Linked DNA regions of Homo sapiens: region 2 is linked to region 1. A link is a contact called in ENCODE Hi-C or POLR2A ChIA-PET data. All regions are on one chromosome and are shown on one strand. The core of a region is the stretch at or near the end of the contact, and the rest is flanking DNA. Distances in the headings are between cores, read along the strand shown. Region 1 overlaps NID1 (nidogen 1). Region 2 has its middle 33 kb from the start of LGALS8.

Evidence for each region. A loop is a pair of places that touch in the nucleus more often than their neighbours do. ChIA-PET counts read pairs that join two places held with the same protein, here RNA polymerase II (POLR2A). Pooled maps may share reads with other maps.
Region 2: a loop to region 1 is called in a pooled map, with 3 times the contacts of the local background. The contact joins two enhancer-like sites. A Hi-C loop is called at or near these places in 1 of 37 single-sample maps with no recorded cell type and 3 of 50 pooled maps. POLR2A ChIA-PET finds 5 or more read pairs at or near these places in 1 of 52 experiments (A673).

What each region holds. Positions count from the first base shown.
Region 1 is chr1:235,997,050-236,001,501 of GRCh38, forward strand. The region is part of intron 12 of NID1 (nidogen 1); the gene reads right to left. Among named protein-coding and RNA genes, the nearest start is that of LINC02768, 27 kb to the left of the region's middle. RefSeq lists enhancers at 2,177-3,376, 2,278-2,327, 2,368-2,437, 4,403-4,452. Within about 2 kb of position 2,487, at least 13 of the 41 ENCODE cell types and tissues checked have a DNase peak (open chromatin) inside an H3K27ac peak, as active enhancers do.
Region 2 is chr1:236,488,606-236,492,604 of GRCh38, forward strand. No RefSeq gene overlaps it. Among named protein-coding and RNA genes, the nearest start is that of LGALS8, 33 kb to the right of the region's middle. Within about 2 kb of position 1,431, at least 2 of the 41 ENCODE cell types and tissues checked have a DNase peak (open chromatin) inside an H3K27ac peak, as active enhancers do.

The DNA.
Region 1 (4,452 bases), core at 1,237-3,736:
TCTTGAACTCCTGACTTCAGGTGATCCGCCCGCCTCAGCCTCCCAAAGTGCTGGGACTATAGGCATGAGCCACCATGCCTGGCCTCCTCTCTGCTTTTTTTTGATGAGTAGAAGATTGTGGTTGAATAGGTCTAGGGTAGGGCTCAACTGACTTCTCCTGTTAAGAGGAAGAATAAATATTTTCGGCTTTGTGGGCCATGAGGTCTCTGTTACGACTACGCAACTCTGTGGTTGTAGCATGAAAGCAACCATGTTTCATACCTCAATGAATGAGTGTGGCTTTCCCAATAAAACTTCATTTACAAAAACAAACAGTGGGCCAGATTTGGCCTATGGGGACTGTAGTTGCCAACCCCTGCTCTAGGCATTACCAGTTATGTTAAGGGGAAATATGTACTTATTTGTATATATGTTTACACATGTGTACATTAATTAATATATACTAAAATGTTAATTAATAATAAAAAATATACTGTAATCACATAGACTAGAATATTATATATTTCTCAGAATTTTGCACCTGGGAATGTTTTTGACTCTCAGTTCCATTACTTTTTTTTTTTTTTTTTTTTTAAATTAGAGTCTCACTCTGTCTTGCACAGGCTGGAGTGAAGTGGCCTGATCTCAGCTCACTGCAACCTCTGCCTCCTGGGTTCAAGCAGTTCTCCTGTCTCAGCCTCCTGAGTAGCTGAGACTACAGGTGCCCACCACCATGTCTGGCTAATTTTGAATTTTTTTGGTAGAGACGGGGTTTCACTATGTTGGCCAGGCTGGTCTCGAACTCCTGACCTCAGGTGATCCACCCACCTCGGCCTCCCAAAGTGCTGGGATTACAGGTATGAGCCACCATGCCTGGCCTCAGTTCCATTACTTCTGGTGTCACCTTGTACATGTCAATGATACAGATTAAGCTGTGCCTCCTGCAGCAGTGGAACAGGGATGGCAGTAATAACAGATCTCACAGGACTGTTTGAGGAGTCAGTGGGAGGTGACGAGACAAGGCACACAGAGACATTTCGAGCTCTGCACCCAGATGTTCATTTGCGACTGGATCCTCGCAAAGCAGACACAGTGACATTCCATAAGTGTGTTGCCAGTGAATATTTGAAGTACCTTTGTCTGTGTTGCCAGTTCTCATGTTGGTTTGCTTAACGTGGTTGCTCCCTTGGTGAGAAGCAGTTAGCATGCCAGAAAAGTATTTGTTGAACCCAGCAAGACAAAACCATGCATGCTTTTCTTTTGTCCCAGAGGCTAATTAATATAAAAAACAAAACAAAACATTTGAAGTAGGAAGCACCAAACAAAGATACAAGCAAGCCATCTGGTTAGAATAAAAAATGTCTGGCTGGGCACGTTGGTTCACGCCTGTAATCCCAGCACTTTGGGAGGCCGAGGTGGGTGGATCACCTGAGGTCAGGAGTTTGAGACCAGCCTGGCCAACATGGAGAAACCCCGTCTGTACTAAAAGTACAAAAACTAGCTGGGTGTGGTGGCGGGTGCCTGTAATCCCAGCTACTCGGGAGGCTGAGGCTGGAGAATCATTTGAACCCAGGAGGCAGAGGTTGCAGTGAGCCAAGATTGTGACATTGCACTCCAGCCTGGACGACAAGAGCAAAACTCTGTCTCAAAAAAAAAAAATCTGGTTTTGTTCACTCTTGAATGTAAAACGTGTTTACTTCCACAAAATTTTACGTTGGCATAGGGTTTTAGAGTTTTCATATAAGCTGTTTCCATTCACAGATATGTTTCATTTGATTCTCATTGCAATCCTATGTGATAAGCAACTGCAGTTTTTACACCAAATGAGAAAACTGAAACTCAGAGAAGTTGAGACTCCTTCAGGCCACAGCACTGGTTGGTGGCTCAGAGACTCCTTCAGGCCACAGCACTGGTTGGTGGCTCAGTTCTAACGAGAACCTAGGTCTCTGGGTTTGTGGTCTAGCCCCGCCCTTCTGGTCTGGCATCTGGCGTCCACATTGCCAGTGCTTAGACGGCTCCCTCACATTGAACCTGTTACGACAACAGCGATGTACACACAGTACCTTAGCTCATTCACCAAAATTACCTGTGCATCCAGAGCCCCATTTTCCTACCAATCACATCTGCATGTGGTGGTGCTTTTCCAGTTAGAAAACAAAACTGGTGTCCTGTGTGCTGTCAACCAAACAAAACTTTTCATGCAGTAAGCGTTGTTCCATTTTATGTGGCCGACAGAGTTGTGTTAACAAAGTATTTGGTCAGCATAGAAAATCTCAAGGGCTCTAGAATTTACAGTGGAACTTTGAAGTACTGTATCTTGAACTTGTAAAAAGGAGGGGGAACCTCAACTGTACTCAGGAAATAGAATCTCAAGTGAGTTTATAAAAAGCTGTGATCTCGGTGGACTTTCTGGGCCAGCAGACAGTGGGAGCAGCCCAGGGGCTCTAGGGAGAGTCCCCTGCTGAGTGTCCCTGGCCCCCATGGGAAACTTTCCATTAAAGGCCTGGTGGATGGGGTGGGGGTAGTGGGGATGCTAAAGACGCATTTCCTGAGCTTGTTTCTGGTTGATACATTGATGACTCAGACAAGCGTCTTCTTACTCATCTAGTTCGAGCTGCTAGGGAAGAAAGCATTCAAGACCTGATACTTATCTGAGGAGTGGCAGGAAGTCTGGGGTGACTTTTCTCAAGGTGGGGGGACAAAGAGAATGAGAGGAAAATGAAACAGAGTGTAAACCAAAAATAAAATTCCAAGTCCGCCTACCATCGGAATGGACCCCTCCTCTCAGCCGAGGGCATTCCAAAGTCAACCTATGAAACTACTTCAGGCCATGAGAGGAAGGGGAGGGTTGGCCACGTCTCATTACCATTAACATCAACATGGACCTTAAGACTGAAAGAACAGGCCGGGCCCTGTGGCTCTCGCCTGTAATCCCAGCGCTTTGGGAGGCTGAGGCGGGTGGATCACTTGAGGTCAGGAGTTTGAGACCAGCCTGGCCAATGTGGTGAGACCCCATCTCTACTAAAAATACAAAAATTAGCTGGGCGTGGTGATGGGCGCCTGTAATCCTAGCTATTTGGGAGGCTGAGGCACGAGAATCTCTTGAACCCAGGGAGTGGAGGTTGCAGTGAGCTGAGATTGCGCCACTGCACTCCAGCCTGGGTGACAGAGCGAGACTCTATCTCAATTAAAACAACAACAACAACAACAGCAACAACAAAACCTGGCAGAACAGACTCTTTAAGTCTGATAAGAAACATCTACAATCTGTTCTCTCTGAAGCCGCCTACCTGGAGGCTTCATCTGCATGACTAAACCTTGGTCTCCACAAGCCCTTATCATAACCCAGACATTCCTTTCTATTGGTTCCAGGTTTTTAGATAATAACTCAACCAATTGACAATCAGAAAATCTTTGAATCTGCCTATGACCTGGAAGCTCTCCCTCCTACACTTGGCTCCCAGTTGTCCCACCTTTCTGGACCAAACCAACATACATCTTACCTGTATTGATTGATGTCTTATGTCTCCCTAAGATCTATAAAACCAAGCTGTAGCCTGACCACCTTGGGCATACGACATCAGGACCTCCTGAGGCTGTGTCACAGGCATCTCCTTAACTTGGGCAAAATAAATTGTTAAATTGATTGAGACCTGTCTCAGATACTTTTTGGTTTACAAGAAGGAGAACTAAGAAGAAAGTACATTCTTGACCTTGGATTTGCATTCCATTCCCTTGCTTGATTAAATTGGTTTCTCTGTGTTCATTCAAATAAATGACAATTGTAGCCTCTCATATACTCAATAGAGTGGAGAGAGGGGAGGTGCTCACAGATGTCAAGACTCTCTGGAAAGAGACGACATGCAACCGTGGGAGAACCCATGGGCTACTCAGAATGGAACTTGTTTGGGAAGGTGCTATTTATTCAGCATCTTCCTGCACAGAGTCCACGCCCCACTACAGAGGCAGCTACTCCCAGGGCCTACACGGGTTCTGAGCATGCACCTCTGGGACACACATCTCTGGACAAGGTCACTCAGGTGCAGTGAACAGTCCCTGGTCTCTGCTGGCTTTGAGATTTTTTTTTTTTTTTTTTGGAGACAGAATATCACTGTCGCCCGGCCTGGAGTGAAGTGGTGCAATCTCAGCTTACCGCAACCTCTGCCTCCCGGGTTCAAGCGATTCTCCTGCCTCAGTCTCCCAAGTAGCTGGGATTACAGGCGCCTGCCACTGCGCCCAGCTAATTTTCTGTATTTTTAGTAGAGACGGGGTTTCATGATGTTGGCCAGGCTGGTCTCGAACTCCTGACCTCGTGATTCACCCGCCTCGGCCTCCCAAAGTGCTGGGATTACAGGCTTGAGCCACCACGCCCAGCCTGGCTTTGAGATTTTGCTGGCTTATAGCCCCATCTCATTCACTGCCAAATAGACACTTGTTAGTCCAAGCAAGACTGCCAAATTTCCAAGAAGGAGA
Region 2 (3,999 bases), core at 181-2,680, 490 kb after region 1:
TATGGTGGTGCACACCTATAGTCCCAGCTACTGGGGAGGCTGAGACAGGAGAATCACTTGAATACGGGAGGCAGCAGTGAGCCAAGATCATGCCACTGCACTCCAACCTGGGAGAGACAGAGTGCCATCTCAAAAAAAACAAACAAAAGAGTTGATATAAATTTGCTGTTATAATTTGACTGTACTGTTTCTTGCACATGTTGACATCTGTAATGACTGGAGTTTATGAAAATTTTTGATGAGTAGGAGCATACCATTAACAGAGAGAAATTTAATCAAAAGATTTTTAAAGTTCCTTCAGAGTCCAGACTTTGACTAAGTGTAGTATGATTTATATCTATGTTGCATACAAAAATATCAAACAGTAATTCCCAACTGAAATACAAGTATCAATCAATTGTGTAACAATGCAAAATCATTTAATTTAAAGTTAATTTATAGCAAATGAGTACTGTAATAGCATAAGCATGCCGATACTTTACAAAGGAGAGAGTGGAAAGGTAGGATATTATAACTAATTGATCAAATCATTGTTAAAATTTAAGTTTATTAATACTTTTACTTCTGTCCGTAGGGATCCATGTTAAATTGGGTATATTATAAACTTAACTGCTAATGATGAGGTCCTTTTGCTATTAGAAATCTATTTTTTATTTTTCTTTATTATTTTTTGAGGCAGGGTCTTGCTCTGTTGCCCAGGCTGGAGTGCAGTGGTGAAATTATAGCTCACTGCAGCCTCAACCTCCTGGGCTCAAGGAATCCTCCTGCCTCAGCCTCCCAAGTAATGGAAACTGCAGTCGTATACAAGCACACCCAGCAATTTTTTTTTTTTTTTTTGGTAGAGATGGGGTTTAGCTATGCTGTCCAAGCTGGTCTCAAACTCCTGGCCTCAAGTGATCCTCCCACCTTAGCCTCCAAAGTGCTGGGATTACAGGCGGGAGCCACCATTCCCAGCCTAGAATGAAATATCTTTAGCTAAATTACAGGGCTGGATGTGGTGGCTCATGCCTGTAATCCCAGCACTTTGGGAGACTGAGGGCGGGAGGGTCACTTGAGATCAGGAGTTTGAGACCACCCTGGGCAACACAGTGAGAATTCTGTCTCTATTTTAAAAAGAGAAAAATCTAGGGTATATTCTCTTAAACAAAACTTTCATCTATAATGGTAGTTGATGAGGTCCTATGTAATATGCATTTCCTTGGTTGCAATAGCAAATTACTACACACACAGAAAGGAAAGCCACACTCCCCGACACATCTACACACAGGAGGACTCACACAGGAGGGAGACTCAAAGAAGGCACGTGACTTTTACATTGTTAGGGCTTACATGGTCCTGGGATTTCCCACCAGTACTCAAAAGATCAATTGTATGAACAAGTCACCTATTTTTACGGCACTAAATAATTATTATTCAACAACATGGAAAATATGTGGTAGCAGACCTGGATTTTCCTTAAGAGTTATTTTTATGTGGTACTGCCCCCTGCTGGAATATAACATCTATACACATCCTTTCTGGCTGGGCTGACATCCTAAAACCAGCCCAGGACCAGCCTTTTATTAATATTAATTCTTGGCCAGGCGCGGTGGCTCGCCTGTAATCCCAGTACTTTGGGAGTCCAGGGCGGGCGGATCACGAGGTCAGGAGTTCAAGACCAGCCTGGCCAACATGGTGAAACTCCGGCTCTACTAAAAATACAAAACTTAGCTGGGCATAGTGGCACATTCCTGTAATCCCAGTTACTCGAGAGGCTGAGGCAGGAGAATTGCCTGAACCGGGACCCGGGAGGTGGAGGTTGCGGTGAGCCGAAATCGTGCCACTGCACTCCAGCCTGGGCTACAGAGCGAGACTCCGTCTCAAAAATAAATAAATAAAAATTAAAATTAAAAAATAATTCTTGGTTGTATGCTAAAAGCCTTGCAAGTAGCCCCACTGGAAGATAGGAAGAGTGGGGCTGTTTTACAAATGAGCACATATAAGCAGAACGAGGCCGCCATAATTGAAATGAAGGTCCCCGTCCCGTGGATGTGTTCATCGCTACTTCACCCTGTCATTCGGATCCAATGTGTGACCAGCCAGCTCCAATAACAGTTCCATACTCTGGGAATTATTTTTAACACTCGGCAGGATGCTTTCTTCCTGTAGTTTTAGGCTTAGCCCTTTGTGCACTTTTGGTCTCTTTCCCTTTCAATTTAGCATCCAAGGAAGCGGCTGTGACCAAAGGTAGCTGTCATGTTAAAGGACAAAGTTCATAGTTACAGCAAATATTGACCCAGAGCACTATCCTTGCCCCTTCCTCTATAATGTGCAATGCAAAAATATGTTCTTTTAAGTACAATATTAATAAGTAAGGTCTAGGAGATTTTCTTCCCCCTTCCTTTCTCTTTTAGATGAGTAAATGTTTTATCTAGTTTTGAGGAGACTATCCTTCTTATCACATCTCTTTCCACTTCTGCTCTCCTTGTTTTATAATTTTCCTCTCCTTTGGGTCCGTGTCATTATTTCGTGTCGCTTGTTTTCGAGCCATGCACTCATTTATCAAATCAGATTTCCTCCGTATGCCGACGGCCTTCCTCTCCCTGCCACGGGCTTCCTTTTTCCCTGACTATGCAGAAGCAATTTGTTCGCTTGTGTTTCTTTTTTTTTTTGAGACAGAGTCTCGCTCTGTCACCCAGGCTGGAGTGCAGTGGCGACATCTCGGCTCACTGCAACCTCCGCCTGTCAGGTTCAAGCAATTCTCATGCGTCAGCCTCCAGAGTAGCTGGGATTACAGGTGTTTGCCACCAAGGCTGGCTAATTTTTAGTAGAGACGGGGTTTCACCATGTTGGCCAGGCTTGTCTCGAACTCCCAACATCAGTTGATCCACCCATCTCGGCCTTCCAAAATGCTGGGATTATAGGCATGAACCACCGCATCTGGCCTTGTCTTTCATCCTTAATGACACTTTAGTCCTAATAATGCTAAAATCATTTTCTACTCTTTGAATTGAAACACAGCTTATCTACATGAGCCCAAGGCAGTAGCAACATTCACCTCCATTTCTTCTCTGATCTCTACCTTCTGAACCCTGTGGACTTGGTTGTAAATGGATGAGGGCAAGTCTTGCTTCCTTCCCCTGTGTTTACAGAGGATCGTGGCTGAGATGCTGGGCCACACTCTGGGCCTGCTGGCACCCCTGGGCCGGTGGCTGCTGCCCCTCAGGGTGCTCACCACCTAGACCAGAAGAACCAAGGTGAGGGAGAGCCTGTTTTCTTTCTTCCTGTGGCTGCGGGGGCTGTGAGGCATGGGTCTAGTGGCTGTGTTTAGCTGGGGATGCCTCCTAGAAATCAGCTCCACCGTTGAAGAGATCAAAGCAATGCACAGTGCCACTTGAAATGAAACGATTGAGCTTATCAGCGCTTTTGCAAATGTACAAGAGGGTAGCTCCCCCGGACATCCTGAACTGAGCCATGCTCTTCTATTTTGTGTAACAGCCCAGTGACCCCTGAATCTTCCCCTGAGGCAGGTCCCCGAAGCTTCATGGAGGATGTTCCTCAGCTGACCAAGGTGAGGCTCTTGAGCTCCTAAATCTTTGTGATACTGTTTATACATCTTTGTGCTGTACTTTTTAAGCTGACTTCGTGTTATCACCTGTATGATTTTATGTTTTGCTTCTAAATAAGTACAGATTATTTTAAACTCTAATAATGGGTGCTACAAAATTAAAGATTATGTCAATCACTGTCTCTGATGAGTTATTTTATGTAGATTTCAACACAATCATTGATTCATGTGTACTCTTGGTCAGTCATCAGTCATCTGAGTACCTAGTGGGTTTCCAAAATGGGTCCTGGATGCTGGGGATGCAAAGATAAGCAACACATTTCTATCCTCAACAGCCTGTAGATGAGGGAGAATCACTGCGGACAATCAGGGAAGTTACCGGAGAGAGCAGTGCACATGTGGTCTAGAAACTGGTGGAACAAAGTTGAGAATCACTGAACTAGGAGGAAAGA